Regions from separate parts of the Homo sapiens genome. Here all the other regions are linked to region 1. Evidence: chromatin loops called from intact Hi-C (ENCODE). Cell type or tissue: HepG2. All regions are shown on one strand.

Region 1 (8,000 bases):
CAAAAATTAACCAGGTGTGGTGGCAGGTGCCTGTAATCCCAGCTACTAGGGAGGCTGAGGCAGAATTGCTTGAACCTGGGAGGCAGAGGTTGCAGTGCGCTGAATCGTGCCACTGCACTCCTACCTGGGCAACGGAACAAAACTCCATCTCAAAAAAAAGAAAAATACTTTGAGTCGTACATTTAAAAATGGTTAAAACAAGCTGAGCATGGTGGCATGTGCCTGTACTTCCAGCTACACAGGAGGCTGAGGCAGGAGGGTGTCTTGAGCCCAGGAGTTTGATGCTACAGTGTGCTATGATTATGCCACTGCACTCTAGCCTGGGTGACAGAGTGAGACCCTGTCTCTAAAAATAAATAAACAAATAAATAAATAATGTTTTAAACTGGTTAAAACAGTGCATTTTATGTTACATATATTTTTGCTCAAAAATTGAAAAAATAAGGATTTTTGTTAGTATTTCAATTTTTGGCTACTAGAATGATTAACATTTTTATTGGCTATGTTTAAAGGCATTATAATATCATTTATTTTCAACATACTGCCCCAAATTTGAACATCTTTCAAACGTAGCTGGGCAATGGCAGACTGGCTAGAATTGCCCTTTTTGGGGAGAGCAGATTCAGAAGGAGTGAGGGTAGAGCCTCAACAGCCTGGCCTTCTAGCCAACTCTCTGCTTCCTGCCCATACAACCTCAGTCACTTATCCTCACGATGCCTTGGTTTCCATGTCATATAATAATAATTGTGGCCGGGTGCAGTGGCTCATGCCTGTAATCCCAGCACTTTGGGCAGCAAAGATGGGAGGATCACTTGAGCCCAGGAGTTCAAAACCAGCCTGGGCAACAAAGCAAGACACTATTTCTGCAAAAAAATAAAAAAATTAGCTGGACGTGGTAGCACACACCTGCGGTCCCAGTTACTCAGGAGGCTGAAATGGGAGGATCATGTGAGCCCAGGAATTTGAGGCTACAGTGAGCTATGACCACGCCACTGCACTCCAACCTGAATGAAAGGGGGAGACCCTGTCTTCTTAATAATAATAGTAATAGTAATAATAATATAGTTTTATAGGGTTACCATGAACATATTAATAAAATGTGTTACAAATGTAATGTGTTTAATACAGTGCCTGGCAGGTATTAAGTGCTTATAGTTAAGCTATTCTTAATATTATTATTACAGAATTTAGTTTTTTTAGTGAGTGATTGGGATTTTTTTTTTTTTTTTAGATGGAGTCTCCCTCTGTCACCCAGGCTGGAGTGAAGTGGCATGATCTCGGCTCATTGCAACCTCCACTTCCCAGGTTCAAGGGATTCTCCTGCCTCAGCCTCCCAAGTAGCTGGGATTACAGGTACGTGCCACCACGCCCAGCTAATTTTTGTATTTTTAGTAGAGACAGGGTTTCACCATATTGGCCAGGCTGGTCTCGAACTCCTGACCTCAAGTGATCCACCTGTCTCGGCCTCCCAAAGTGCTGGGATTACAGGTATGAACCACCGCTCCTGGCCTGATTTAACAGAGAAAAAATGATTAAGAAGCACTGATAATTCCAAAGGAAAGAACTATAGGGAATGGCTTAAAGGCCTACAAGGAAACTCTGTACTGGGAAGTGAGAAAGAGCATGAGGCTCTCCTGAATATACCCCAGTGGCATGTTGAAGGTGTCAGGTCTGAGATGAAATCATTCTGCGAGAGAAGAGTGTGCTGAGCATAGAAACAGTCTCTCCACATGAACAGACCTCTCAGCCTGTGCAGCTTCTGCTTCCCAGGAGCTCAGCCCGTGGCAGAAGTTTTCCTGATGCAAAGATTTCACTTTCACTATTAGGCTGTCACTATGCCCTGACAGCTTCCCAGGTGTGAGTTACAGCTACTGGTTTGAGGTTATTTTTTTTTTTTCTCTACGTATCGTATAGGACTCGGCCCATTCCTGTGAAGAGAGCACATTTCTTGCTTCCCTTAGTCACTACATTGGTGTCAATGTCAGACACTCTGTATTAGGGACCAAGGTTCCTGAAGAATCCTGGAAAAATGGGGTGGGGGTGGAGAAGGCAGTGGCTGGGAGTGAGAATACATGCTCTAAGGCCAAGAGTCCAAGAGGACACGGACGTCCTCTCCAGCCAGGCCCTGGTCAGACCAAGGACACATCCAGGGGTGGAGAGTGGAAGACCAAGAGCTCCCCATGAGCCAAAAATGAATAAATTGTTTCTAAGTAAAAGTGATAAAAAATGATGTGATGATACACTGATCATTGAAGGCGAAGAGGAGAACTTAGGAGATTTTTAAGTCATAACTATATGCTAGGACACCCTGGAAATTAATTTTCCAATTCAAAATATTTTAATTCTGGTATAAACGTTCATGAATTATTATTTACTGGGTACAGAGTTTCAGTTGGAAAGGATGGAAAAAGTTCTGGAGATGGATGGTGGTGACGGTCACACAACAGTGTAAATGAGCTTAATGCCACTGAACTGTGCACTTAAAAATGGTTAAAATGGTAAGTTTTATGTTGCATATATTTTGCCATATTACAGTTTTGGGTCTCGTTCTCTTGGCCTGGGCTCAAATGACCCTTCCGCCTCAGCCTCCTGAGTAGCTGGGACCGCAGGTGTGCACCACCTTGCCCAGCTAATTTTTAAAATTTTTTGTAGAGATGGGGTCTTATTATGTTGCCCAAGCTGGTCTCGAACTCCTGGGTTTAAATGATCCTCGCACCTTGGCCTCCCAAAGTGCTGGGATTACAGATGGGAGCCACCGCACCTTGCCAAAAAAAAAAAATGTTTTTAAGTACATTCGTTAGCACACCTACAAAACTTTTGACTCATCTGACACAAATTTGTCACTTCATTCTTAACCATATTATCTCTGCTGCTTAAGTGAGCCCTGGTTCTGACGACCTGAATTCTACTCAAACTAGTTATGCGACCTTGAATAAGTCATCTCACCTTTCGCTAATCTTTGTATTTTTAGTAGAAACAGGGTTTCACCATGTAGGCCAGGCTGGTGTCGAACTCCTGACCTCAAGTGATCCACCCACCTCAGCCTCCCAAAGTGATGGGATTACAGGCATGAGCCACCACGCCTGGCCTACAAAATGAAACTTTTGAAAAAAAAAAAAAAAAAGTCTGTTACCATCTTTTGCAGTTCTGATATTCTAGGTTTAATAACAACTGCCATTTATGAGAGCTTACAGGCTCTCTGCTGCACATCTTATAAGCATTACCTCATTCACTACTCTTGAGGAGGCCATGAGGGTGGTGTGATTACCCTCATCTGAGAGAGAGACTGAGCCTTACAGAGATCCAGGGACTTGTCCTTGACCAGTGAGCAAGTGGGTGGAGTGGGCTATGGACTCTGGACTGGAGGAGCCCCGAGCCCGTGCTCTCAGCCGCTGCTCAGCCCTGCAGCAGGAAGAACATCTGAAGCAAACTACAAAGAACTTTTCTCCCTGAAAAAGCGATTAGCCCATAATAGAAGACCTAAGTCCAGCAAAAAGAGCCGCCGTTTCTGCTGCACTTTGTTTCCTACTGGGTGACGGATGGCGCTGTCATCTCTTCAGGGAGGGAGGCTTACAGACAGGCCAGCTCGTCAGCCTGCTGGCTCCTTCAAAGTCAGGTCTTCACAGTAGGTTCCTTTATTTCTGTCTCAACAAGTTGAAATCCCCTCAAATTAGACACACACTTTTCTTATGTAATTAAAGTACAGTGAGAAGACAGGCATCATTTTAGATTGTGCTGACTCCTATTTCTCATCATTAATACAATCAAGAGTTGACTCTCCTGCGCTTCCAGACCTTGAAGCAGACATCAGCTAACTCTCAGGATGCAATGAAGGTTCACTGACCTTCAAATATTCTCTAAGTCTGTTTTTAACCACTATTCGTTCTGTCTCTCTAAGCCACGGCAAAAATCAGGGCTCTGCCCAGTGACCGTCAGCCAGAGAAGCAGGAAGAAATGCAAGAAGAGGCAGCAAGAGTACAATTGAGCCTTGGCTGCCCATGGGGTATTTACCTTCCTTGACTAAAATTGTTGAAAATCAACCTAGATATTGATAACAACAACAATAAAACCACCTTAGAACATTCGTACAATGACATTATGTGGCCATTAAGAATGAAGGAGATCGCTAATGGAATAAATCATTGTCTAAATCAATGACAGAGCTTTGCAACTTGAAGCCAAATAGAGCAATCATCTTGCAGAGATAGAGATGGATTTGAAAATAATATTAGGTCTTTAAACAAGGAGCATCCAATGCCACAACTAACAACCTGGGAAAATAATGGCGTAGGACTCAATAGGGGAGTAGCTCAAGTGCAAATAACAGAAATCTAAACCCAAGCTCACCTTTCCGCTCAATGCCACATTGGCTAAAGCTCCTTACCAGAACTCACAGAGGTGGAACTGATAGTTGTAATCAGAACTCCACTGACTAGCATTCGTATCATTATGTATTTATGCATAAGATACACACACGCACATGCACACATGTATAGCCTTCATTTTCTCATCAGGATTCAAATATTCACTCTCTTTTTTCCCTATAAATTCCAATTTTTTTTTTTTGAGACGGAGTCTTGCTCTGTCGCCCAGGCTAGAGTGCAGTGGTGCCATCTTAGCTCACTGCAACCTCTGCCTTCCGGGTTCAAGAGATCCTCCTGCCTCAGCTTCCTGAGTAGGTGGGATTACAGGCACGTGCCACCATGCCTGGCTAATTTCTGTATTTCTGGTAGAGACAGGGTTGCACAATGTTGGCCGGGCTGGTCTTGAACACCTAACCTCAAGTGATTCACCCACATTGGCCTCCCAAAGTGCTGGGATTACAGGCGTGAGCCACCACGCCCGGCCAAAATCCAAAATTTGAAAGGCCTTTTGCTGGTAACGTTAAACGTAGATTTCTGCATTGGATACTATCTATTGATAACGAAGATCTGTTACCTGGAGTGGGTAAAACCAGGTAAGTAACACTGTATCGGTTAGCTATTACTGCAGGACAAATTACTCCAAACCTTGGTGACTTACAGCAGCAACAGTCACTTATTATTTTTCATAGTTTCTGTAGATCAGAAATTTGGAGAGGCCCAGAGGGAGAACAGTTTTATTTCTGCGCCACAATGTCTGGGGGCTCAGCTGGAAGTCTGACAGGTGGGAACTGGAATCCTCTGAAGGCTCATTCCCTCACTTGTCTGACCACTGATGCCATCTGTCAACTGAGAGACTAATAGGGTTGTTGGTTGGAACACTCACATATGGCTTCTCCATGTGGTCTGGTGGCTGGGATCCAAGGGCAAGCATCCAAAGATGGAGAGAGCCAGACAGAAGCTGTATCCTTGTTATGACCTAACCTGGAGGTCACCCAGCACTGTTTCCACCAAACTTCACTGACCAAGCTGATCACAAGCCTCTACTCAGTTTTAAAGGGAAGGAACATCAACCCACATCTTTGTGGGATGAACATCAATCACACCCTAAGAAGAGCACATAGATGGGGATACATCTATAGGTAAGACCTTCTTTGGAAAATACAACCTTCCCATACAGAAAGCTGCCTTCTGTAGGGATGTCCATGATGCAATAAGTTATAAACAAGAGTCTTAGGTGGATCCTAACAGATGAATGGAAGAATATTTGGTTTCTGGTAACGTGGTGGGAGACGAGATTAGAAAGGTATGTAAGGGGCCAGGAGCAGTGGCTTAGGCCTGTGATCCCAGCAATTTGGGAGGCCAAGGTGGGGGGATCGCACAAGCTCAGCTTGGGCAACATGGCAAGGCCCTGTCTTTACCAAAAATTAAAAAATTAGCTGGGCATGGTAGCATGCTCCTATAGTCCTAGCTACTTGGGAGGCTGAGGCAGAAGGATTGCTTGAGCCCAGGAGTTTGAGGCTACAGTGAGCTATAATCATACCACTGCCCTCCAGCCTGGGCGGCAGAGCCAGACCCGGTCTCTAAAAAAAGAAAAAGAAAAATATTACGATATGAATGTGGATCATGAAAAAAAAAATTTAAGAAAAGAAAAATACGGTAGCACCAGGTTTCAGAAAGTCCAGAATGACACATTAGAAGTGTGGGCTTTATTCCGGGGGCACTAGCGATCCATAAAAGTGTTTCTAGCAAAGATTGCCTCATGGCCCTAGAGAAAATGGATTAGAGAAAGGAGAACCAAGAGTCAGGGAAACCAATTGGGAGTTATTTAAAGTGGTCTAGGTGAGGGCCGGGTGCCGTGGCTCGTGCCTCTAATACCAACAGTTTGGGAGGCCGAGGTGGACGGATCATTTGAGGCCAGGAGTTTGAGACCAGCCTGGCCAACATGGCAAAACCTCATCTCTACTAAAAATACAAAAATCAGCCAGGCGCGGTGGCTCACACCTGTTATCCCAGCACTTTGGGAGGCTGAGGTGGGCGGATTACGAGGTCAGGAGATCGAGACCATCCTGGCTAACATGGTGAAACCCCGTCTCTACTAAAAATTAAAAAAAAATTAGCTGGGCATGCTGGTGGGCACCTGTAGTCCCAGCTACTAGGGAGGCTGAGGCAGGAGAATGGCGTGAACCCGAGAGGTGGAGCTTGAAGGGAGCCAAGATCGCACCACTGCACTCCAGCCTGGGCAACAGAGCAAGACTCTGTCTCAAAAAAAAAAAAAAAATTTAAAAATAGAAAACAGTTTATAAAATAAGGAGTTAAAGATAGAAAATGTTTTTGTACAGCTGTACAGTGTGTTCATATTTTAAACTAAGCGTTACTACAAAAGGGTCAAGAAGTTAAAAAAATTAAAAGTTTATAGAGGCCAACTCTGGGCATGCTGCCTATGGGTTAGCCCTGCTCTGCAAGGAGCAGTACCAGAAAAAAAAAAAAAGTTTATAGAGTTAAAAAGGTACAGTAAGGTAAGGTTAATTTATTGCAAAAGAAAGAAAATATTTTTAATAAACTTATTGCGGCCTAAGTGTACAGTGTTTATGAAGTCTCCGGTAGTGTACGGTCACGTCCTAGGCCCTCACATTCACTCCCCACTCATCACTGACTCACCCAGGCAACTTCCAGTCCTGCAAGCTCCATTCATGGTGAGTGCCATGTACAGGTGGACCATATTTTACCTTTTTTTTTTTTTTTTGAGATGGCGTTTCACTCCTCTTGCCCAGGCTGGAGTACCGTGGTGCAATCCCGGCTCACTGCAACCTCCACCTCCCGAGTTCAAGTGATTCTCCTGCCTCAGCCTCCTAGGTAGCTGGGATTACAGGTGTGCACCACCACACCCGGCTAATTTTTGTATTTTTAGTAGAGATGGGGTTTCACAATGTTAGCCAGGCTGGTCTTGAACTCCTGACCTCAGGTGATCTGTCCATCTCGGCCTCCCGAAATGCTGGGATTACTGGTGTGAGCCACCATGCCTGGCCTTATTTTACCTTTTATATTGTATTTTTACTGTACCTTTTCTATGTTTAGATACACAAGTACTTACCATTGTGTTCCGATTGCCTACAGTATTCAGTTCAGTCACACGCTGTGTAGGTGTGTAGCCTAGGAGCAATAGACTATACTGTATAGCCTAGGTGTTTAGTAGGTTATACTGTCTGGGATTGTGTAAGTACATCCTACGGTGTTTGCACAGAAATGCCTAGCGATGTGTTTCTCCGAACATATCCCTGTCATTAAGTGATATATGATTGTATAGTTTTGTATCTGTAACCGTACACATACAGTATAAAGCAGTTTGCCTTAAAATTACACTTACTTAACACATGGCTATACAATTTTATAAAGCATTGATTTTGCTTATAAACCCCACAAGCGGTCGGGCGTGGTGGCTCACGCCTGTAATCCCAGCACTTTGGGAGGCCAAGGCAGGCAGATCACAAGGTCAGGAAATCGAGACCATCCTGGCTAACATGGTGAAACCCTGCCTCTACTAAAAATACAAAAAATTAGCCGGGCATGGTGGCGGGCACCTGTAATCCCAGCTACTCGGGAGGCTGAGGCAGGAGAATGGAGTGAACCCGGGAGGTG
Region 2 (8,000 bases), 110 kb before region 1:
CCCACAGTTCTTTCTAAACAATATTTTGGAAAGGAGCATAATGCAACCACTTTTTAGTCTCAAGCTTCACATCTGATACTCAGGCCAAGATTGTATAACCATATGGTAATGGGAGGTTAGAGGCTCTTGTCCCTGAACGAAGAACAAGAGGATTAGAGTGAGTTCTTTGATGACAGAGATTTTTCATTGTTTGTACAGATAGTTTTTCGGTTCACTGATGCTGCAACTCATCAGATTTCATCTAAAACTATTTTCCTTCTCTTTCTGTTTATTATGATTTCTCCTCACAACTCTGTTATAATACTGGATTGTTTCTAAGAGCTTTGCTTGGAAAACACAAATTCGATTTTAACTTCTTTAAAGACTTTTTATATTTACCTATCCTAATATATATAGAAATTACAGACATTATAAAGGAAATATATTCCTTTCCACAGAAAACCTGTGCATAGATTTTTGGGGGTTTTTTTGTTGTTGTTTGCTTGTTTGTTGTTTTTTTGTTTCATTTTTAGGAATTTCCAAGTGGAGAATAAGACATTTTATACTGATTAATCATTTTGAAATAAAATAAAATTTCTCTATCATAATATTCACATATGAGACGAACTGCCAAATCTGATTTCTTAATTGGTATACTGTACTGTGTATGTGACAAAAGTCATATATTCAATGATTATTGCATAGTCAAAACAAGTAGCAGGTTTGCCATCATGAAACGCTGTAAAGCAATTCTTTCTCCTGGGAGAGGTGGACATGATTTTTATACCATTTTACAGATAAGGAAGCTGAGTTTTGATAGGCTTAGGGAATATGGACAATGTCAGCAGGCCAGCAGAGAGCCGAGAACTTCAGATCTAAATCTCCTACTATGTCCACCATGCAGAGCTGGATGTTAATGAAGGGCAGAAGTTTTCTAAATCCAAATCCACTCCTAATACCCGACACTTAAGCACTTCATTTTTGCCTAAAGCTTCATCATCATTTCAAATGCAAGAATGATATAATACAGATTAAAAGTAGTAAATCATAAAGAATTCTGACTTCACTCAAAACACCCCTTGTTGCTACAGTCCTTCCTGGATTTTAGACATTGAATCTGTATAACAACTTCTATTTTTAAAAACTACTTCCGCCCATGTAGGATGCATTTGGAATTCTCCCTCCCTGCCCTGCCACCCTGAAAATTATAGAAAGGGCTTAGAGATTGTCTGATCTCATTCAGTCTTTATAAAGAGAAAATCTCTGAGGCACAGGGAGACGCAGTGACTTGAGTGGTGTCACACATCTATTTCAGGGACTGATCAGATCTACAGTCCTGGTCTCTTGACATCAGTCCCATAGTTTTCCAGACTCTGGTCTCTGTCCTGTAAAAATTCTCTACATGGTTTACAATCCTATTTCATTCATCTTAACATATGTGCTCTGTTATTCAGTGGTTGCACTTTCGTGCCACATTAATCCTTTGTGTCTCTTCCACTGCTGCTTAATGTCATGGTTCTCAGCCAGTGATCATGGTAACATGGAACAGGGTTAGTAGGCACAGATATGGGTGGAGGATAAGAAAAGGTGGGGACCAGCCAGGCGTGGTGGCTCATGCCTGTAATCCCAGCACTTTGGAGGCTGAGGCAGGTGGATCACCTGAGGAGTTCAAGACCAGTGGTGGCGGGCGCCTGTAATTCCCACTACTCAGGAGGCTGAGGCAAGAGAATCGCTTGAACTTGGGAGGCAGAGGTTGCAGTGATCTGAGATTGCACCATTGCACTCCAGCCTGGGTGACAAGAACAAAAGTCCATCTCAACAACAACAACAACAACAAAAAAAAAAAAAAAAAAAAAAAAAAAAAAAACCAGCAGGGACCAGGAAGCCCTGTGAAGCTAGGCATCCCTCTCCTGGGCTCCAGTAGTACCTTCTGCCTCACATTGTTTCATGAATGCCTTGTTCTGTGTCTCCCTATGTAATTCTCAATTCCTTGAGTTTAGGGACTGTGTCTTATTAATTGGTATGGTCCAAGTGTCTGGCATGGTCTATATGCAGGGAGTGTTTTCAATAATGGCAAGATAAATGAACTTTCATCCTCTTAATCCTCTATTCCATAGTGCTCATCTCGGTGTCCTTCCTTCATATTGAATAGCTCTGTATTTTTGAACCATGATTATTCATTTCTACTTCTGTTTTCTTTTTTCTTTTTTGCTACAAATACTGCGCTGGGATCGACTTCCTTTTGATCATTACACAAATAACCATGGCTGCCTCTTATGTTTATTCAGCTTGTTTTTTTTCCATAATTTGTACAGTGGAAAATCTTGTGGCCCTTGAATTTGCCCATTTTAAATTTGCCCTCAGTCATTTTAAACTCACATCCTGTCCCCCAGAGTGCTCGGCCATTCCCAGTGCAATCCAATAACTAATATTGTGCTATGCTTTGGGATCCACAGATTCTTTCACAATTAGATCTTTAAACTAACCATTGTATGAATCAGCATTCTTCACACATAGAACCAATAAGGATGTGTGTATATATAGAGAAAGATATTTATTGTAAGGAATTGGGTCACATGATTACAGAAGCTGGCAAGTCCAAAATCTGCACTGTGGGCTGGCAAGCTGAAGACCCAGGAGAGGCAGTGGTGCTAATGCAGTCTGAAGGCAGCAGTCTGCTGGAGAATTCTCCTGCTCTCAGGGGAGGCCAGTCTTTTTGTTGTACTCAAAAAGGCCTTTGACTGGTCAGTTGAGACCCACCCACATTATGTAGGACAACTTGCCTACTCAGAGGCTGCTGATTTCCATATCAATTTCATCATAGACACCCTCACAGAAACACGCAAAATAATGTTTGAACAAATACTGGACACCCTATGGCCCCAGCAAAGTTGACACATAAGATTAACCACAAGGCCAGGCACAGTGTTTCACCCTGTAATGCCAGCACTTTGAGAGGCCGAGGTGGGAGGACTGCTTGAGCCCAAGAGTTCGAGACCAGCCTGGGGAAGATAGCAAGACCTCGTCTCTACAAAATAATAAAAAATTATCTGGGTGTGGTGGTACACACCTGTATTCCTAGCTACTGGGGAGGCTGAGGCAGGAGGATCACTTGAGCCCAGGAGTTTGAGACCGCAGTGAGCTGTGATTGTGCCACTGCCCTCCAGCCTGGACAACAGAACTTTATGGCAATTACCGTAAAATGATTTCGAATGGTGATGTACTCTGTATAAATCAAGTATTAAACATATTATTAGTTTTATGTTCTAATTTGAACCAATGTTTGAGAAGTTTCATACTGTTCCATTGGCTCAAATTAGAATCATCCAGGGAGATTTTAAACATTACTGATCCCAGGTTCCCCTCCCAGAACTTCTGCTTTCATTGGTCTGGGTGGAGCCCAGGGATCAGTGTTTTCTAAAAGCTTCCCGCAGGAGTTTAGGTTTAGCCAGTGCTGCCAGCTACTGTTTTAAAAGCACAAAACATAGAGGTACATTTCTAAAAATTGAATGTGATTATGTTGTTCTTTCTTTCAGATCGGTTGTGTAAGCATTTTTATAGGATTATTCTTCATGTTTTCTCTCCTTATTTCAGGTAACGGCTGGTGTTCCTCTTAAGAAAGAATATACAGAGGAGGTAAGAGGAGCTGTTTAGATGCTTATGTGAAGAATCTCTTAAATCCAGTGACTCGTTGGCTTTCAGTGAATGAGCCCTCCTTCAGTGGCCTCTTAGAAAAGTGCTGTTCTGTCCGGGCGCAGTGACTCACACCTGTAATTTCAGCACTTTGGGAGGCCAAGGCGACCGGATCACATGAGGCCAGGAGTTCAAGACCAGCCAGGCAAAACCCATGGCCAACATGGCAAAACCTCATCTCTACTAAAAATACAAAAATTAGCTGGGCATGGTGGCTCACGCCTGTAGTCCCAGCATGAGAATCGCTTGAACCTGGGAGGCAGAGGTTGCAGTGAGCTGCGATCGCACCACTGTACTCCAGCCTGGACGACAGAGTGAGACTCTGTCTCAAAAAAAAGAAAAGAAAAGTGCCGTTCTAAGAATCCGAGAGGAAATGGATGGGATGAAAGGATAAAATTCATTCAGTTAACTCTTAAATATCAAGAAAAGATGGATATAGGCTTTGTCTACTATTGTGTACTCCCAGGGTAGCCATCAGAGCAGGAACTCAAGGTCTCCAGGTCAGAAACAAATATGAAGCTTACACTTCTGTATTCTTTTGTCATGGAAGGTCTATATACAGTTGGCTTTATGATTTACAGGAGTGGCTTACTCTTTTCTGTAAATAGACTTTGATTTGCTGGCAGCAGTACCTCTTAGCTCCTACAGGTGGCGCCAGGGATCTGAGCCAGGAATACCTGGTCAGAGCTCCTCACCCACCTGGGGCCTTGTGCCTGTCAGGCCTCAACCTGCAGAGCATGGGCGCATTGCATAGACCCTGCAGCCTGTCCTCAGCAGGGTGAGCTGCCAGGCTTCAGACCCACCCATATGCCATTGGATCCAGAATCATTTTAGAAATTATTTTGAAGACGAACCTCTTTATTCTTGCAGCCATCTTTCTTGGAGGAAAAAGTGAAAAAAGATGTAGCAAATCCTGCCAGAGAGGTGCTGGCAGTTTAGCTTGGCAGGTTTGGTGGGAGACAATACACAGGGGTCTGGGTTTTGCTTTTTTCTTTTTTACAGAACATCCAGCTGGTGGCAGACGGCTGCTGTAACCTCCAGAAGCAAATTCAGATCACTCAGCTCTTTGGGGTTCCCGTTGTGGTGGCTCTGAATGTCTTCAAGTAAGTCCAGCCTCCTCCTTTAAATGTGGGCATTATCACTAGGCCACCCTGTGAACGATATTTGTGTCTTGGGGTATTTGGTCTTTCTGTGCTTCATCTAAAAGTATACAGAAATACCCAGTTCTTTCTGTTTGTTTATTTGGTTTGGTTTCATTTTAGCAAATGTGTTCTCACAATGTTATTAAGGAAGTGAAATTTATATATAGTGAGTTACTATCTCCTTGGCTTTTTTTTTTTTTTTTTTTTTTAATTCTACCCAGCATTTTTGTCTGAAACAAACTGTGAATGATCAAAGGGATATGTTATGGAATTTTCTTGATAACACCCTTAACGACTTGAAATATTTGAGTCACTTTAGAGAGGACTTTTTTTTTCCATGCTTTAAGTCTGATTTATTTAAACACGATGTGACCACTTTTGATGTTTAAAATGTATTCAGTGTTAGGGAGCGAAGTTCTGTATAAATGGTGAGTCTTTCTTTGAAAACATAGCTAAATGGATACAGATGCAAAACCACAAACATTTTCTTCACTAGGACCGACACCCGCGCTGAGATTGACTTGGTGTGTGAGCTTGCAAAGCGGGCTGGTGCCTTTGATGCAGTCCCCTGCTATCACTGGTCCGTTGGTGGAAAAGGATCGGTGGACTTGGCTCGGGCTGTGAGAGAGGCTGCGAGTAAAAGAAGCCGATTCCAGTTCCTGTATGATGTTCAGGTAAGATCTAGTAAAAACAATGGCTCACATTTCTTACACCTTAGCATGGGTTGTCCCATTCTGTTGTCACCACAACCCTACAGATAAGAAAACTAAAGATAGAAGAGTTTAGGCCCGGTGCAGTGGCTCACGCCTGTAATCCCAACACTTTGGGAGGCTAGGGCGGGCAGATCACTTGAGGTCAGGAGTTCGAGACCAGCCTGGCCAACATAGAGAAACCCCATCTCTACTAAAAATACAAAAATTAGGTGGGCATGGTGGCGTGCACCTATAGTCCCAGCTACTCGGGAGGCTGAGGTGGGAGAATTGCTTGAACCCAGGAGGTGGAGGCTGCAGTGAGCCAAGATCGAGATCACACCACTGCACTCCAGCCTGGGCGACAGAGTGAGACCCTGTCTCAAACAAACAAACAAAAAGGTAGAAGAGTTTAAGCCATATGACAAAGTCACATTTCCAAGTACAGACCCTAGCTCCTTGTCCCAAAGCCTGTGCTTTTGAAGACTCCCAAATCGCAGTCCTAAGTGAGGAGGTACTTTAGCGAACAGGATTTGACAGCTGACGCTTTCAGGAGTTGCACAGGAACAAGAGCAATTTCGTGAGGATTGGGAAACCATGGGAGGTATTTTCCTTGTTCATTTCTCTTTTTTTTTTTTGAGACAGTCTCTGTTGCTCAGGCTGGAGTACAGTGGTGCAATCTCGGCTTACTGCAACCTCTGCCTCCCAGGTTCAAGCACTTCTCTGCCTCAGCCTCCTGACTAGCTGGGATTACAGGCACCTGCCAACACGTCTGGCTAAGTTTTTGTATTTTTAGTAGAGACGGGGTTTCACCATCTTGGGCAGGCTGGTCTCAAACTCCTGATCTCATGGTTCACCCACCTCGGCCTCCCAAAGTGCTGGGATTATAGGCATGAGCCACCACACCTGGCCTCTGCTTGTTCATTTCTGTTATGGTTCTTTTCTCTTGTGGTTTTATTGAACTATGTCTAGTGTATGTGTGTGTATATATACATACATAATATATTTATTTATTTTCATTGTGGTAAATATATATATAACAAAATTTACTATCTTAGCCTTTTTTTTTTTTTTTTTTTTTTGAGACAGAGCCTTGCTCTGTTGCCCAGGCTGGAGTGCAATGGCGTGATCTCGGCTCACTGCAACCTCCACCTCCCGGGTTCAAGCAATTCTTCTGCCTCAGCCTCCCAAGTAGCTGGGACTACAGGCGCAAGCAAGCGTGCCTGGCTAATTTCTTTTTTATTTTAGTAGAGTCGGGGTTTCACCGTGTTGCCCGGGCTGGTCTCGAACTCCTGAGCTCCGGCAGTCCACCCGCCTCGGCCTCCCAGAGTGCTAGGGTTGCAGGCGTGAGCCACCACACCTGGCCCATCTTAACCATTTTTAAGTGCACGTCAGTAGTGTTAAGTACATTCACATTGTCATGCAGCCAATCTCCAGAACGCTTTTCATCTTGCAAAACTGAAACTGTACCCACTGAACAACTCCCCATGCCCCTCCCTACAGTCCCTGCCAGCTACCATTCTCCTTCATTTCCATGAATGTAACAACTCCAGGGACCTCATGTAAGTAGCATCATACTGTGGCTGGCTTATTTCACTTAGCATAATGTGCGTGCATGTTGTAGAGTGTCAGAATTTCCCTTCTTTTTTTTTTTTGAGATGGAGTTTCGCTTTTGTTGCCCGGGCTGGAGTGCAGAGGCACCATCTCAGCTCACCGCAACCTTCTGCTCTCGGGTTCAAGCAATTCTCCTGCCTCAGGCTCCCGAGTAGCTGGGATTACAGGCGTGCACCACCACGCCCAGCTAATTTTTGTATTTTTAGCAGAGACAGGGTTTCACCATGTTCGTCAGGCTGGTCTCAAACTCCTGACCTTGTGATCCACCCACCTCGGCTTCCCAAAGTGCTGGGATTACAGGTGTGAGCCACCGCGCCCGGCCAGAATTTCCTTTATTTTTCGGGCTGAATACGCTCCCATTCTTTGGATATCCCACATTTTGTTTCTTTGTCCATCTGTGGATGGACACTTGAGCTCCCCCTCACAGCTATTGTAAGTAATGCTGTATGAGCATGCGTGTTTATGGCATATGGCATATGTACAAGTATCCCTTCAAGACCGTGTTTTCTTTTTTTTTTTTTTTTTTTTTTGAGACGGAGTCTTGCTCTGTCGCCCAGGCTGGAGTGCAGTGGCGCAATCTCGGCTCACTGCAAGCTCCGCCTCCCGGGTTCATGCCATGTTTTCAATTCTTTTGGAAATGTATTCCCAGAAGTGGGATTGCTGGGTCCTCTAGGATATTTTTAAGCACATGTCGATGGTTCAGTCAGAAGACCTGAGCTTCCCAGGGCTCACTCTCCTCCTCAGATCGTCTGTCTTTGCACCCGTCTGACATCTCCATTCTGAATTTTGTGGTTCCGATTCTGGCTGATGGATTTGTCTTCAGGGGTAGTGCATGATTGTGGAGTGCCCAGGCTTCAAGCTGATTGCTGCTTCTCCTGTTCCT
Region 3 (8,000 bases), 61 kb before region 1:
CACTTGCACTCTGGAACTCTCCTAAACCAGATACGGCCCACCACGTGGCATGGTGTGGATCCTGGACTTTCTGTCATCCGTTAGGTTCATATTCTTGAAGCAAGTCTAGAACTATTTTCTGAGAGATTCCCTGGCTGTTGTTCTGTGTTTGGGTGGGTTAGTCACCTTTTTAGGTGAGAGACTTGATTTGGGTACACAGTTTCACAAAAGTATTGTCAACCCTGCTGGCCAAGTGACTGACGTGCTGGGCATGGGAGCACACTCCATCGGCATGGCAGAGTGGATTCACTCCATGCCATTGCCAGAGAATAGGACTTTGAACCACAGCCACCCGGCTTTTTCTGAAAGGCCTGCTTGGGCAATGATGCCTGGAGAATTATCTGAAGAATGCAGTCTGTCCATTCCTCTGGAGATGGTCTAGTTTTTATCCCCAGACCAAGCTGAACCTCTTAGAGCTGTGCATTTATATTGTGTGGAATTGCCTTCAGCGACGTGTTCTATAACGTCGTGTTCTTGTCACCTTTTGAGGGACACTGGTGCTGTGGGGAAGATCCTCACCAATACGCAACAGCAGGGCCCTGTTCTCTCACCTGCCATCCCCTCTGGAAAGCTCACAGAGAGGGTTTCCTGGGTTGCTCCTTTTCCAAGCAGGACTTCTACTGTAGACTTACAGCTCCAGTTACAAGCCTGTGTGCTTGTCTGTTTCCCCACAAGGTGTTCTGACCTGGGAGGGAAGGGACGGAATCCTATTCATCTCTGAATCCTAAATGCCAGGCCTAGCACTTGGCACACAGTGGGTTCCAGTTGTGGAATGAATTTTTTTCAGTCCTGACAATAAATGTTGGGGTTCTTTAGTTTGTTTGTTGTTATTGTCTGTTTTATTTGTATTTTGGGGTTTTTTGCTTTTTCCCCCAGGGAATGAAAATGCCTTCTCCATATGAACCAGACATATCCTGGGGCTGGGGCTGAGTGTCCTTTGTTGTTTGCTCTAATTATAACTAATGAACAGTTCAGCTCTGGTAATTGTAGGCTTGCTGGACCCAGTGCCTGCCTTCTAACTGAATCTTGACTCTGCTCCATTATGTATTTTCCATGATCCTGATTTCTGTCAATCTAATTTTTAAATTTCATTCTAAGGCAAACCTGCTCATGTTCTTCGCTGAAATCAACCTCCCCTTTCTGGAATGGACATATGGAAAATTGGAGGCAAAATATAATAATGGTGGTGACTCAGACTGCTTTAAGGCCTGAGAGACCGGCCAGGTACTGTGGCTCACGTCTGTAATCCCAACATTTTGGGAGGCTGAGGTGGGTGGATTGCTTGAGCCCAGGAGTTTGAGACCAGCCTGGGCAACATAATGAAAACTCATCTCTACAAAAAGTTACTGGGCTCAGTGGTGTGCACCTGTAGTCCCAGCTACTCAGGAGGCTGGGGTGGGACCATCGCTTGGGCCCAGGAGGTAAAGGCTGAAGTGAGCTGTGATTGCGCCACTGCACTCCAGCCTGGGCAACAGAGTGAGACCCTGTCTTAAAAAAACAAAAAGACCCATGAGACCTAGACTCCCCCTGTCAAAAATACTCACACACACACATATACGATAAGATAGTATTTCTACCTTTTCTTTCTCAAAACATTCCACAGAACAGTCTTACCTTCGAGGAGAGCCGTATGCATGACCTTTTGTTTGTTTGTTTGAGACGGAGTCTGGCTCTGTGGCCCAGGCTGGAGTGCAGTGGTGCCATCTCGGCTCACTGCAACCTCCGCCTCCCAGGCTCAAGTGATTTTCCTGCCTCAGCCTCCCAAGTAGCTGGGATTACAGGCGCGTGCCACCATGCCCAGCTAATTTTTGTATTTTTAGAAGAGACAGTTTCACCATATTGGCCAGACTGGTCTCAAACTCCTGACCGCACATTATCTGCCTGCCACCACCTCCCAAAGTGCTAGGATTTCAGGCATAAGCCACCATGCCCAGCTGGAGGCCTTATTTTTACTGCTATTCAGAGAACCTGTGGCTTATCCATGGAGGGCTTAAGCTTTGCCTTTTCTCTTGCTCATTTCCATACCTAGCAAGAGCTTAAGCTGGTTTATTGCACTGACATTCTAATGAAATATAAATAGCTTCTCAACAGAGAGATAAGAAAGAGGAGTATCTAGTACAGCAAGACCCTCTGGGTGGGTCAGGGCCAGCTGGGGCCGTGCCGGGGCTCTGAGTGGAGGAGGTGGCGTGGGAGCACTGATGCTCGGGCTCTGTCACATCCGTTTTTGGCATTTGTCCTGGCAAAGGCTGCATTTCTGATCTTTCAGAAAGCTGTGGGTACACTGTACAGAAATGTGTTTTGCTTGCTTTGAAGGATGACCTACTGGCTGACAGCCAGCCAGAATTAATTCCATATACATTTGCAGATTTTCAGTATGAGAGACGGCAATTAGCCTACAGAAACCCATTTAACCCCCGAGGTGGAGCTGTATGGTGAAGACTGTTATTTATGGGAGTCTGTGTAATTTGCCTCTGTGACAAGGGACAGCCATGGCTCAGGAGGGCCCACGCCACCCTCCTTTTCAAGGACTCCTGCCCCTGCCTGAGTGGCTTGGCCTGGCCTGGCCATGTGAGTCTTGTGGACACGTGCACATCAGTCAGGGACCCCTGTGGTATGGACCAAAGGGTTGTTTTTTACTGTTTTAACTTATTTAATAGCATCTCATCAGTATTACAGGCATGTGCCGCCACGCCAGGCTAATTTTTTTTGTATTTTTAATAGAGACGGGGTTTCACCATATTGGCCAGGCTGGTCTTGAACTCCTGACCTCAGGTGATCACCCCGTGTCAGCTTCCAAAGTGCTGGGAGTACAGGCGTGAGCCACCGCACCTGGCCCACAGAGCTTCTAAAGGAAATGTGTTGGTTTTTTAATCAAAGTTGAGGCAGTGCCTCAGTGAGGGGCAGGCTGGAGCAGTGGTAAGCGCGCTGAAGGAGTCGGGCTCTCTGGGCCCAAAGTCCTGCCCTGGCCACAGAGTGGCTCCCTTCCCCCTGAGGTGGGATGATGTTCTCCAGGGCCTTTTAGCTCCAGGCTGCTACAGTTCTAAACTGGTGGTGGTGGTGGTGGTGGTGGTGGTTGTGGTGGTTGTTTTAGATGCAGTCTCACTCTTTTCCCCAGGCTGGGATGCAGTGGCATGATCTCGGCTCACTGCAACCTTCGCCTCCTGGGTTCAAGCGATTTTCCTGCCTGCGCCACCACGCACAGCTAATTTTTGTATTAGTAGAGTTGGGGTTTTGCCATGTTGGCCAGGCTGCTCTCGAACTCCTGACCTCAGGTGATCCGCTCACCTCAGCCTCCCAAAGTGCTGGGATTACAGATACGAGCCACCGCACCTGGCCATGATTGTTGTTTTTATAAAATCAGAATATAAAATTTGAAAATGTTCTTTTTTGGTGAGAAATGAGAACTACCAAAGGAGTAAAATGCTCTAAAAGCCATCAGGTCCTTCCCACAGTATTGAGGCTCTGCTCTTACCATTTTGTTAAATAAGTTTTGTTCCTAACACTCTTTGTGATATGAAGTATTCTTGCTAATCAAGCTGCCCGGAGACTGGCGTTTCCCAGAGCAGTTTCGAAAGTGGAAATGATGCTGCATTTCCTACCCACAGTCTGGAGGGTGGCTGTGCTCTCTGCACGGTGGGTCTGTGCTGCTCAGTTACGGGATGGTAAGGGAAGGCTCTAACTCGGTGTCTTACACCATGCACTAGGGAGTCGCCCGCTTTATTTACGAGCGAGTTGATGCTTTCAGTGGGTTTTGGCTTTGCCTGGTTCCAGACTCAAGCCCTTCCTCTAATGTAGGGCGGGTACAAGAGAGACTTGAGCAAGGATATTGGGATTTAAGGGAAGGGCAGTGCAGGCCAAGGTCAGCAAGAGGACATCTCTAAGATGAACAGCACTGCATTTGTGGGAAGCAACCCTGCCATAAACAACTCAGTTAACGTTTACATAGTAAATAATTGCATTGCCTTGGGCTGGAATAGGGACGCCAGAAGGTATAGGACCATGTGGAATTCAGAAAAGGGAGCCCTGAAGAATGAGATTTTATTGTTCTTACCAGGAGAGTCCAGGTGCTAGAGTTCTCTCCTTGTAAGTGACTAACCTTCTCCCTTTTGGTACACAATCCTCAGATGAACGGAGATGATTCATTAGGCCATTCTAGCTTAATGGATGCATCACTGTGCAACCACGCAAATGCCTCATTTCTGATTCACTCATTTAATATTTATTGAGGAGTGCTGGGTACTAGGCCATTAGAAGAACAAACAACAACAACATAGGCCTGGACCTTGCACTTGCAGAGTTCACAGGCTAGAGAGGCACACAAGTTAAATATAGAGACAGCTGAAAGAGCTGACGTCTGGGACAGAGGGAGCCCCCTGCTCCAGGAGCCAGGGAGCAGATGCCATGGGGGGCTGGCAGGGATAGGGAAGTCAGGCCAGGAATGGGGTTACCTAAGCCGGATCATGAAGGACGAGAACAGACTCACCAGGGGTCGAGGGACAAGGAGGCAGCAAGTCCGCAGCATGAAGGCAGGAGAGAACATTGCTGTAAGCCTTTACCATGGCCACTGCATGGGGAGGAAACAGGAGATTTGGAATGAGCTGTGACACTGGGCAGGAAAGCAAGACCCAGGTCTTGTGAGGCCTTGAGCGTCAAGCTTAGGAGTCAGGACCTGGGGATTTTAAGTACAGCAATATCATAATTACATTCATGTTTCAGAGAGATCACTCAGGCAGCAGTCTGGAAGGTGGAGTGGAAAACGGAGAAATTAGTCATGAAGACCTATTTAGAAAGTAGTAGGCAAGAAATACCCAGGGCCTAACCTGAGGTGTAGGCAGGGGATGGGAATGAGAGCAATTACCGAACTAGAATGAACTAAACTCAATGAACAGGAGCGGGGAAGAGGGAATGCAGAAATGGCTCTCAGATTTCTGACTTGTTCGCTTAATGACTGGGGTTGTCATTTGTTTAGATAAGCAATAAAGAACCTAGAAACAATTTTAGGCGGAAGATAGTTGTGTTGGGAGCCCCTAAGACCATGATTTATTACAGCACAAGGATACAAAGCAAAATTAGCAAAAGGAAACAGCACGTGGGGTCAAGTCCAGGGGAGCTCAGGCGCAAGCTTCCAGAGTACTCTCCCCATAGAGTCACACAAGATACACTTAGTTCCTCCAGCATTGAACTATGACGACACCTGAAATATTGTCTGCAGAAGAGGCTCATTAGAGACTCAGTCCCCAAGGTTTTTATTGGGTAATGGTCACGTACCAAATTTCAGTCTCTCAGAACAAAAGCAAATGTTCAGCATAGACCATTTTGTTTGTGAAATTTAGGCACAGTGAGCCCCTCTTGTCAGTTAGAGGATAGTTGAAACCCTCCCACAATCCAAGTTCTCAGACTCAGGCCTGCTACATTATTTCTTTCCTACACAGTAGTGGATTTGGTTACTAACATGTTGGATCTGAAGCATTTGTTGTAATTTACAGTGAAGATGTCCACTGCACAGTTCCGTATTGAGTCTGAGGTTCACTGGAGACATCTGTGCTATCAATGAAAGTTTCTGGAGTCATTAGCCCCTCAAAGGGTCATTAAAACCAGGTCTTCTAGAGAGAAAGTCTAACCCTGTATTCCTTTAAACCACCATAGAGACCATCTAGTTCTTCACATTATAAAAATGAGAAAACTGAGTCCCCAGCGATGTGGCTTGGTTGCACATTTTTCTATTTCAAGTCTGTTACTCCTTCCATCATACCAGACTGCCTCACAAAATGACAAAGTCAGGCATTGTTCATAAAAGAACAAAATGGCATTTAGGTTATAAATCAGGCCCTTGTAAGTTTGGTTAATACAACTTATTTCCCAAAGATCCTGGTCCTCAGACCCTCAAAAGGAGAGCTGATCACATCAAGGCCTCTACCTGGAAGGAATTTCTAAGCAGCCTCTAAGTCAACTGTTCATGTTCAGTCCACCTTGATTTACAAAGAACAGTGAATCATTAAGACCTTTCTCTCCAAGGCCGGGTGCGGTGGCTCACGCCTGTAATCCCAGCACTTTGGAAGGCCGAGGCGAGCGGATCACGAGGTCAGGAGATCGAGACCATTCTAGCTAATACGATGAAACCCCGTCTCTACTAAAAATACAAAAAAAATTAGCCAGGCTTGGTGGCGTGCACCTGTAGTCCCAGCTACTCGGGAGGCTGAGGTAGGAGAATGGCGTGAATCCGGGGGGCAGAGCTTGCAGTGAGCCAAGATCGCGCCACTGCACTCCAGCCTGGAGAACAGAGACTCCATCTCAAAAAAAAAGACCTTTTGCTCCTCTTTGCTCTTGTGTCTGTTTAACAGATTTTTATGTTAACAGGCACTCTGTTTGCCACTAGGAATAAAAAGATAAATGGGACAAAGTCTTTGCCCTCAAGTTACTTATATTCTAGAGCCAAGAAAGAGATAGATGAAGAACACATCTTATATATTAGGACTGTGTTGGGGGCAGGAGTAGGCAGAGTAACCCTTTGGATATGGGAAATGAAAATAAATCAAACTCAAAACAAGTTTATTATTTGCTTGAAGCTCTGGTAAAAGATAAAGTGAAACCTGCAAACTGTAAAATGAAGTTGCTGCTACACATTTCTCCAGTTTTGGATTTCATTCTTGGATGGCCTTTAACTTGGATAGAAGGATACAAGACAGCCATATATATATATATATACAGCTGTTGCTCTTTAAGATATCCACTTCACCCTGTTGTGGGGTGGGAGGAGGGGGGAGGGATAGCATTAGGAGATATACCTAATGTAAATGTCGAGTTAATGGGTGCAGCACACCAACATGGCACATGTATACATATGTAACAAACCTGCACCTTGTGCGCATGTACCCTAGAACTTAAAGTACAATAAAAAAAAAAATTAAAGAAAAGAGATCCACTTCGCTCAGCACATGTGATTTGGCTTTGGTCTTTGGTGTTAATTTGGATGCCTAAAGAACTGACTTTCCTTGATGCTCACTCCAGCCTTTTTAGGACTAGATTGGATACATTTACATGTTTGCTGGCTGTTTTTTCTACAGTCACACATCCTACCCATAATAATATTGCAATATTCTAAGTTGTCTTGGAGGATATCATCAAGTAGGTGTCAAGTAAAACTTAATGGTAGACTGTAAATTTTAAAACAAGTTACAGGTCATTTGTGTAGTCTCTCTCTCTATATATATTAAAAGAAACAAAACTTTTCCCTCTTGAATCTTTATTCCTATCTCAGCTTCATTTATTGCCTCGTTTGTCATCTAAATGGTCTTTGTTCTTTCAGCTTTCAAACATGATTAATTGACATTGTGCAGCATAGCACAGGGAAAAGGCTGAATATTTTGTATGATGAGTAATCTAGTTAAACGCCCATCTTTCTTTTCAACTTTACCAACAAATGTGTCTTATGCAGATGTAAGGGCGGTTTGCTTATTTCCCTGTTCAAAATTTTATGCTATTAGCCTAGCATAGCATGTTTCTTTTCCATTGAGCTAGCCAAAAATAATATTGACAAATTCATGAAGCCTTCCATCTGATACTGTTGCAAACTTATGCAAATGTATTTTAGACTGTTAAGGGAATGTAAGAATTAAATAATTAAACATCCAAATGTCAAGAATGGGATAGGAAGAAGTAACTGGCCTCATGTTGGAAGTTAATGAAATATTTGAAAATATACCTTTAAAATCAAAGACATGAATTTGTGTTTTGGGTTTTTTTTTTTCAGATTTGAATAAAGCAGAGTATAATATTATAGTTGCTGCAGGAAGTTATGAGCATTTCTGGAAGTGCTTATTTTCAGCACATGCTACTTAGAATTTTAAAGGACATTCAGTGTATCTTTGTCATGAATCTTTCTACTGGGACCAGGCCACTCCTGGATGAACTCACAGATTGAGAGCTTCTCAAAATGTAAAATCAAATTGTCTTTTAAAATA

The links. Hi-C counts contacts between places; a loop is a spot of excess contacts. Peaks named below come from ENCODE experiments on the same cell type or tissue, not always from the same donor. Only the 100,000 strongest peaks of a DNase experiment are listed, where the experiment ranks them.
Region 2: it touches region 1 in a loop (2.3-fold over the local background); 2 of 110 quality-filtered maps call a loop at or near these places.
Region 3: a loop joins it to region 1, with 2.1 times the contacts of the local background. A loop is called at or near these places in 2 of 110 quality-filtered maps.

The regions. Positions count from the first base shown.
Region 1 is chr6:151,116,843-151,124,842 of GRCh38, forward strand. The region is part of intron 3 of LOC124901432 (a long non-coding RNA gene); the gene reads right to left. Among named protein-coding and RNA genes, the nearest start is that of MIR12131, 18 kb to the left of the region's middle. RefSeq lists a silencer at 1,891-2,185. In HepG2, no CTCF peak of the experiment used is centred here; a DNase peak (open chromatin) is centred at 3,449.
Region 2 is chr6:151,010,206-151,018,205 of GRCh38, forward strand. MTHFD1L (methylenetetrahydrofolate dehydrogenase (NADP+ dependent) 1 like) reads left to right here. Exons shown (of 28, transcript NM_015440.5): 22 at 3,574-3,615; 23 at 4,675-4,775; 24 at 5,311-5,488. Among named protein-coding and RNA genes, the nearest start is that of MIR12131, 88 kb to the right of the region's middle. RefSeq lists an enhancer at 1-226. In HepG2, a CTCF peak has its summit at 4,326 (motif pointing right); DNase peaks (open chromatin) are centred at 2,826 and 4,306.
Region 3 is chr6:151,056,102-151,064,101 of GRCh38, forward strand. The region is part of intron 26 of MTHFD1L (methylenetetrahydrofolate dehydrogenase (NADP+ dependent) 1 like); the gene reads left to right. Among named protein-coding and RNA genes, the nearest start is that of MIR12131, 43 kb to the right of the region's middle. RefSeq lists enhancers at 3,965-5,164, 5,412-5,581 and a cis regulatory region at 5,497. In HepG2, a CTCF peak has its summit at 3,024; DNase peaks (open chromatin) are centred at 320 and 4,280.